3 separate regions of the Homo sapiens genome follow, and regions 1 and 3 are each linked to region 2. The links are chromatin loops, found by intact Hi-C in ENCODE. Cell type or tissue: mammary epithelial cell. All regions are shown on one strand.

Region 1 (2,500 bases), 480 kb before region 2:
TGGTTGCTCATAGTAACCACTAATGATCCTTTGAATTCCTGTAGTATCAGTAGTAATGTCTTCTTTCTCATCTCTAATTTTGTTTATTTGGGGTTTCTCTCTTTTTTCACAGTCTGGGAAAGTCTTACCAATTTTATCTTTTCAAAAAACTAACTTTTGGTTTGTTGATCTTTTGTATTTTCTTTGTTTCAGTTTCATTTATTTCTGCTCTGATTTTTATTTTTATTTTATATTAATTTTGGGTTTGGTTTGCTCTTGCTTTTCTAGTTCTTCAAGGTTTATCATTTGGTTATTTATTTGAAATGTTTCCTCTTTTTTCATGTAGGTGCTTTTAGCTATAAACTTCCCTCTTAGTACAGCCGTCACTGTATCACATAGGTTTTGGTATGTGTTTTCATTATCATTTGTTTCAAGAAATTTTTAAATTTCCTTGTTGATCTCTTCATTGACCCACTGGCCATTCAGGAGCATATTGTTTAATTTCCATGTGTTTGTATAGTTTCCAAAATTATTCTTGTTTTCGATTTCTAGTTTTATTTCATTGTGGTCAGAGAAGATTCTTGATATTATTTCAGTTTTTTGAATGTTTTAAGACTTGTTTTGTGACCTAACATATGATCTAATCTCGAGAATGTTTAGATCATTCATGCTATAATGATCAGATCCTCTACATGCTGAGGAAAAGAAAGTGTATTCTGCAACCATTGAATGAAATGTTCTCTAAATATCTATTAGGATCATTTGGTCTGTAGTAAAGATTAAGTCTGACGTTTCTTTATTGATTTTCTGTCTGGAAGATCTGTCCAATGATGAAAGTGGGGTGTTGAAGTATCCAGCTGCTATTTTTTTTCTCTCTCTTTTTTTTGAGACAGAGTCTTGCTCTGTCACCCAGGGGGCAGTGCAGTGGCATGATCTCAGTACACTGCAACCTCTGCCTCCCGGGTTTAAGCGATTCTCGTGCCTCAGCCTCCCGAGTAGCTGGGATTACAGGCGTGCACCACCACGCCTGGCTAATTTTTTTTGTATTTTAGTAGAGACAGGATACGGGGTTTCACCATGTTGTCCAGGCTGGTCTCGAACTCCTGACCTCAAGTGATCCGCCTGCCTCAGGCATGTATATTTACAATTATCGTATCCTTTTGCTGAATTGACCCCTTTGTCATTATATAATGACCTTCTTTGTTTCCATATTTACAACCAGTAAACAATACAGTATTAAATTTGCAAGTACAAAATTTGTTTTGTTTTTGGTGATATCTTCTTGTCTGTTTTAAACACTGGTAAGTAGTTTCTTGTATCTCAGACTAAGTACCCCATTTTTTTCTTATGCTATATACCTAAAGGTAAAAACAGCAGTTTTTGTCAGTTACTGGTTAATAATATTTTATTAATTTTGAAGACATAATATGTTAAAGCTGTGTGAGGAAAGGCAAAAGAATGGCTTGGAATTGTGGAGTGTCTATCTTAAAATATTAGGGTTTTTGGTATTCTTAACTTTAACCACAAGAGGTCTCCAAAGGATTTGATATTTTGTGAATTACTGTTTAATGGTTACTAAAATCTTCACATTTCTTTTTATATCTGAAAGTACAGGTTTATTTACTTTGTATCATATTGTGACTTAGAACAAATATTAGAGATGATAGTAATCTAAAATTATTACTCCTAAATAATGATACACTATCAATTTTTCTTAGATTATTTATTTTTATTTATGTAAAGTATGTTTGTAAGATTTCAGCCTGTGTCTTAGGGAATCAGTCTTACTATCTTGTTACACTTTCTTTTGTTGTAAAAATGTAGAGAAAGAAACAAATGGAAAGCAATAGTCTCGAGCCCTTTATCAATTGCAGTTAAGGTTGCTTTAGCTTAGAAATGTTGTATGTTTATAGAAATGGTTGAGAGGAAAGCTTTAGAAAGCGATAAACAAATAATATTTACTAGTTCTCAAGGAAACTGACTTTTCAGGTGAATCAGGTGAACATCACAAATGACACTCAATTTTGCGTTCAAAGAAATGAGAGCTTCCTGAGCACTGGCATAGCCAAGGAAGGCTGTATGAAGGAGGTGGGGTAGGCTGGTACATTTGCAGAATAGAAGGCTTTGAGTTGGTAATGGGGAGGGGGGAAGGGTATGTTGTGTGTGTATGGAAATGATATGAGGTCTGAGGCACACAGGCTGGAAATATTAGAGAAGTGTGAAGACAGAAGGGAGATTTCTCTGATTAGAGGGAACTTTCATGTTGAGAATTGAGAAAGAAAGGGTGAAGGCCTATGAAATCCAGCAAACTGGTATGGATTCCTGTAGAAGGCAGTAAGGTTTCTGGGAAAAGGAATGGCATGATAGAAGGGAAGAGATGAGTGTACTGCCTAGATGGGACAGTTGAATTTTAAAAATAAATATTTCCCTAAAGGAAAAAGCGGATACAGAGAAAAGAATCAGATCAAGGAGCTTAGAGAATGCCAATAGTTGGGAATAGGAGCAAGAATACAAACAGAAG
Region 2 (2,500 bases):
AATATTTTGACTTGATTTGGCAGAAAATATTTTTTTACAAGTATCTGGTAGACTTGAATCATTTCTAGACTGTTAAATCATTTCTTGGGAAGTTGCATAGAAAATACTTTCAGAATTTGTGGTTTTCAAAAAGGACTTTGTCTAATGAATAGCGATGGCAACACAGATTTAGGGGTGGAATTCTTGGGGAGCTTCTATTGCCTTCTGGCAGTTGCATACCAATTAGTAAGTATTGGCCTGATCAGCAAAGTATGGATTGTAGAGGGAGGAATGATGAAATTCCTCTATAGGAGTTAGAGTCCTATGTAGATGAGGGGAAGACATCTAGGCGGGGCAGAAGAGGAACTTGGAGGCTCTCAAATATGTTTTAAGAGTTTTCAGTAATCTGTGTTGAAAGTTTTCAACATTGAGCATTGAGCGGCCATTTTCCACTAAAACGATAGAAATCGACTTGTTAACACTTTGCAGAGACATGAAAGACAGGCGGAGCCAATCCGCAGCCTGCCAGTGTGGAGGGTTCCCCAAGGGTGGGACCCAGCGTGACCTTGCCCTTGAACGGTGGGCGTTTTCCAGGGGCTTAAGGTTTCACAACTGTGTACAGGCCTCTCTTCTGAGTCCTCAGTTGCTGAACTGAAAGTACTTTACAATACCTCAAGTCTTGTGGTTACGGACCCTGGGGAGGAGGAGATGGGAAGAGAAGTGTGGTAAATTCCAAAGCAGGGAGGTTTAGGAACCTCCTGACTCAGGAAATACCAAGGTCTTCCCATAAATGGAAGCAGTCTGTGTTGGTCTATTTATCCACAAATGATAAAGTGAATAAAAAATCTCTGATTTAAAAAGTAGGAAGAATCGAACAGTTGGACCGAGTCCCTACCATGTGTAAGGCCCTTTTCCATGCAGGGAGGTATAAATGTAACCCAATGTTCCAGGCCTCCAGTACTGGACCCCAAAGCGAGGCCCGATTCTTTTCAATTCTTGAATTCTAATAACTTAATAGCTGCTTCTCTCACCTTGTAATCAGTATGGATCATCACAGGAAAATCCATCTTTCAAAGAATTCTTTGGGAATATTTCCAAGAATTTCCAGCACTGTTTTCACCTGACATTATCCGCCTGACCTTGCCTGGTGATGCTGCTCTAGGCCATGTGTCCTGTCCTAACTATATCAACAGCCCCACCTGCTGGTCCTGTGTGCCTCTGCTGCTCGTGCCAAAGCTTTGACTCATCTCCAGAGGTGTTTCTGTGATGCCCACTCTCTTCATGGCCACTTCTGGGGCCAGTGTAGATCTCTGCCAACTAGCCTGGAGCTAACTCGTCCAGACCATATTACTTACACCTTCTATAAGCCCTGGGACTTATTCCAACACACCAGGCCAGACTCCTGGTGCTTGACTCTCTGGAGGCCCCATCATCCTTTCCTACTGTCTGACCTGGTTCTGTGCCATATAGGTCCACCTGATATATCTCAGCATCATTGAACCTCAAAGAGACAAGATGGGATTGTAGTCTATTTCCATTCAGGGGCCTTATGTAAACTCATAGATGCAGTCAGGTGTATAGAATTGGTGTTGCCTGACTTTACTAAGAAACACCCAGGACCAAAGCACCAGCGGATTACTGGGGCAAAAAGTAAAGTGATACTTTACTTCTTTTTTTCTTTTCTTCTTTTTTTGTATTTTTTGAGATGGAGTCTTGCTCTGTCACCCAGGCTGGAATGCAGTGGCGCCATCTCAGCTCACTGCAACCTCTGCCTCCCAGGTTCAAGCAATTCTCCTGCCTCAGACTCCCAAGTAGCTGGAATTTACAGGCGCGTGCCACGACACCTGGCTAATTTTTGTATTTTTAGTAGAGACAGGGTTTCACCATGTTGGTCAGGCTGGTCTCGAACTCCAGACCTCAGGAGATCCACCCACATCAGCCTCCCAAACTGCTGGGATTACAGGTGTGAGCCACAGCACCTGGCCGTGAACTTTACTTCTCCTGACAAAAGCCCTTGTCTGCTTACAGATACTCCAAGGATACCTAAGATAAGCAAGAAAGACACAGCCTCTATTGTCACATGTGAGGGAGTGGCGGTGTTGAGGAAAGGCCTCTGTGCACAGACGGGAGGGATTTATGGATACTGAAGGGGAAGGATGGGGGAGGGACGAAGGGCTGGTAATTGAGGTCAGCGAAAGGATGGTATCAGATGCATGGTGGGCAACCTGAGCTTCATCCAAGGAGACACTAAGGAAGGGACCTTAGAGGCATCCAGATAAGCTCCTTTTGTGACCAAAAAGGACACTGAGAACCCGAGATGAGGGGATTTTTCTAAGGCCGTTCATTGAGCTAAGCCGATTTAAAAATTCCCAGTCCCTTCTGAGATGTTCTTCCCAGCTCATCTTTAGCTTTCCCCAGGGGTAAAGGAAAAGAATGAGGACGAAACTGCAGAGAGCTTTTGAAAGAAGGGAAATTAGGGTGTCTCCTGATCCCCCTCATGAAATGACTTCAGTCTTTAAGT
Region 3 (2,500 bases), 360 kb before region 2:
AGTGTACAAGAGTTACCTTTTCTCCACATCCTCACCAACATTTGTTATTGCATGTCTTTTGAATATGTCATTTTGACTGGGGTGAGATGATATCTCATTGTAATTTCGATTTGCATTTCTCTGATGATCAATCATGTTGCACCTGTTCATATGCCTGTTGTTTGTATGCCTTCGTTTGAGAAATGTCTATTAAGATCTTTTGCCCATTTTTAAATTTTTTTTCAGTTTTTTTCCTGTTGAGTTCTTTGAGCTCCTTGTATAGTCTGGTTAGCGTTCCTTTATCAGATGGATGGTTTGCAAATATTTTCTCCCATTCTGTGGGTTGTCTCTTCACTTTGTTGATTGTTTCTTTTGCTGTGCAGATTTTTATTTAATAACTTGATGTGATCCCATTTGTCCATTTTTGCTTTCGTTGCCTGTGTTTGTGGGGTATTTCTCAAGAAGTTATTGCCCAGACCAGTGTTCTGAAGATTTTCCCCAATGTTTTCTTCTAGTAGTTTCATAGTTTGAGGTTTTAGATTTAAGTCTCTAATCCATTTTGATTTGATTTTTTTACAAGGTGAGAGGTAGGAGTCCAGTTTCATTCTTCTGCATATGGGGGTATTGAAGAGACTGTCTTTTCCCCAGCATATGTTCTTGGCACCTTTGTCAAAAATGAGTGCACTGTAGGTGTGTGAATTTGTTTCTGGGTTCTCTATTCTGTTTCATTGGTCTCTGTGTCTGTTTTTATGCCAGTACCATGCTGTTTTGGTTATATAGCTCTGTAGTATAACTTGAAGTCAGATAATGTGATTCCACCAGTTTTGTTCTTTTTGCTTAAGATGGCTTTGGCTATTCAGATCCTTTTGTGTTTCCATATAAATTTTAGGATTATTTTTTCTATTTCTGTGAAGAACGTCATTGGTCTTTTAATAGGGATTGCATTGAATCTACAGATTGCTTTAGTTACTATGGACACTTAAACAATATTTATTCTTCCAGTCCATGCATGTGGAATATCTTTCCCTTTTTGTGTGTCCTCTTTAATTTTTTGCATTAGTTTATGTAGAGCCCTGGGACCTTGAATGAACATAGGTTGTAGTCAGACAGTGGTCACCATGGGCCTTGGGTGAGACCCAGTGTTGTGATGGCTTCAGGTCTGACCCAGTGAGCATTGAAGAATTAGGTATTTATTGTAGCCTTCACAGTCTAGCTTGTTTGTACTTGTTCTTGGGAAGGCTTTCCAAGTATTCAAAGGGACTTGAGTGTTCTGATCTAAATCTGTGGTCACTGCAGCTATGTCTGCATTAGGGGGCACCCCAAGTCCAGTAATACTGTAGCTCTTGTAGACTCTTTGAGTTACCACCTTGGTGGTCTTGCATAATATTCTGGAAAATTCCCTGGATTTCTAGGCAGAGACTCTTGTTGTCCTCCTTTACTTTCCCCCAAACAAACGGAGCCTGTCTCTGCTGAGCCACCTAGAGCTGAGGGAGGGGTGACTCAAGCACCTCTGTGACCACCACCACTGGGACTGCACTGGGTCTGACCTGAAGCCAGCAGAATACTGGGTCTTACCCAAGGCCCGTGGTAACCACTGTCTGACTACCATCTATGTTCACTCAAGGTCCTAGGGTCTACAGTCAGCAGGTGGCAAATCCAGCCTGAAGGGCTATCATTGTTTATACCACCATGCCTGGCAATAGTGAATGATACTCTGGGAGGGAAGTAATTAATTTGACCTTAATGATATGTATATGATTAGGCAGCCTTGTTCTTTGTTAGCCTTCAACAATAGGGATCTTTTTGGTCACTGTCACAGGAGTGAAGACAGAATGACTTACCTTGTAATGTTTGTTTTCTGATACATTGGGCCAAAAGACCCACAGGAATCCACCCGTCATCTCCAGAAAGTGAAGTTTTTATTTGAAGTTTGTTCTAGTGTAACAACTTTCATCACATTTCATGTTTCAATAGATGCCAAAGCAAAGCACTGAGTGTGTTGGTATTTCTGTTGCCTGCTTCAGCAGTGTCTGGCTCTCAAAGTTGTAGCCTTGCTACCTAACCTGAGACCAAAATAGCCAAGAGCGTTAAAACTGGTATGTGGGTTGGGAAACAAACATAGTGATCAGGCAAGCCATTTTAGAAGGGGTGGTGGAAAAAACTTCTCCATACACTTAAGTCTTCTTAATATTATTTTTTACTTTTCAAGCATCTAAATTTCCCCTAATGCACACAATTAAATACTGAAATATACATTAGAATTTATTCATTAGAAAATTTGAGATACTCTACACTTTAAATTGAACTTGTACCGTAGAACTTTTAAATGATTAGGAATGTATGTTTTATAGTTAAAAGAGATTACTTAGAGTAATTTTTTGTCTTCACTTTCAATATGATGCCCCCCCCCCCTACCTTTTTTTTTTTTTTTTTTTGAGATGGAGTCTTACTCTATTGCCCAGGCTGGAGTACAGTGTCTCAATCTTGGCTCAATGCAACCTCTGCCTCCAGGGTTCAGGCG

The links. Peaks named below come from ENCODE experiments on the same cell type or tissue, not always from the same donor. Only the 100,000 strongest peaks of a DNase experiment are listed, where the experiment ranks them.
Region 1: it touches region 2 in a loop (12-fold over the local background); 25 of 110 quality-filtered maps call a loop at or near these places.
Region 3: a loop joins it to region 2, with 2.8 times the contacts of the local background. A loop is called at or near these places in 3 of 110 quality-filtered maps.

What each region holds. Positions count from the first base shown.
Region 1 is chr5:80,685,456-80,687,955 of GRCh38, forward strand. The region is part of intron 8 of MSH3 (mutS homolog 3); the gene reads left to right. Among named protein-coding and RNA genes, the nearest start is that of DHFR, 32 kb to the left of the region's middle. In mammary epithelial cell, a CTCF peak has its summit at 1,496 (motif pointing right); no DNase peak of the experiment used is centred here.
Region 2 is chr5:81,164,524-81,167,023 of GRCh38, forward strand. The region is part of intron 17 of RASGRF2 (Ras protein specific guanine nucleotide releasing factor 2); the gene reads left to right. Among named protein-coding and RNA genes, the nearest start is that of CKMT2, 68 kb to the right of the region's middle. RefSeq lists an enhancer at 1,271-1,330. In mammary epithelial cell, a CTCF peak has its summit at 1,183 (motif pointing left); a DNase peak (open chromatin) is centred at 1,178.
Region 3 is chr5:80,803,199-80,805,698 of GRCh38, forward strand. All of the region lies in intron 19 of MSH3 (mutS homolog 3), which reads left to right. Among named protein-coding and RNA genes, the nearest start is that of DHFR, 150 kb to the left of the region's middle. In mammary epithelial cell, a CTCF peak has its summit at 1,289 (motif pointing right); no DNase peak of the experiment used is centred here.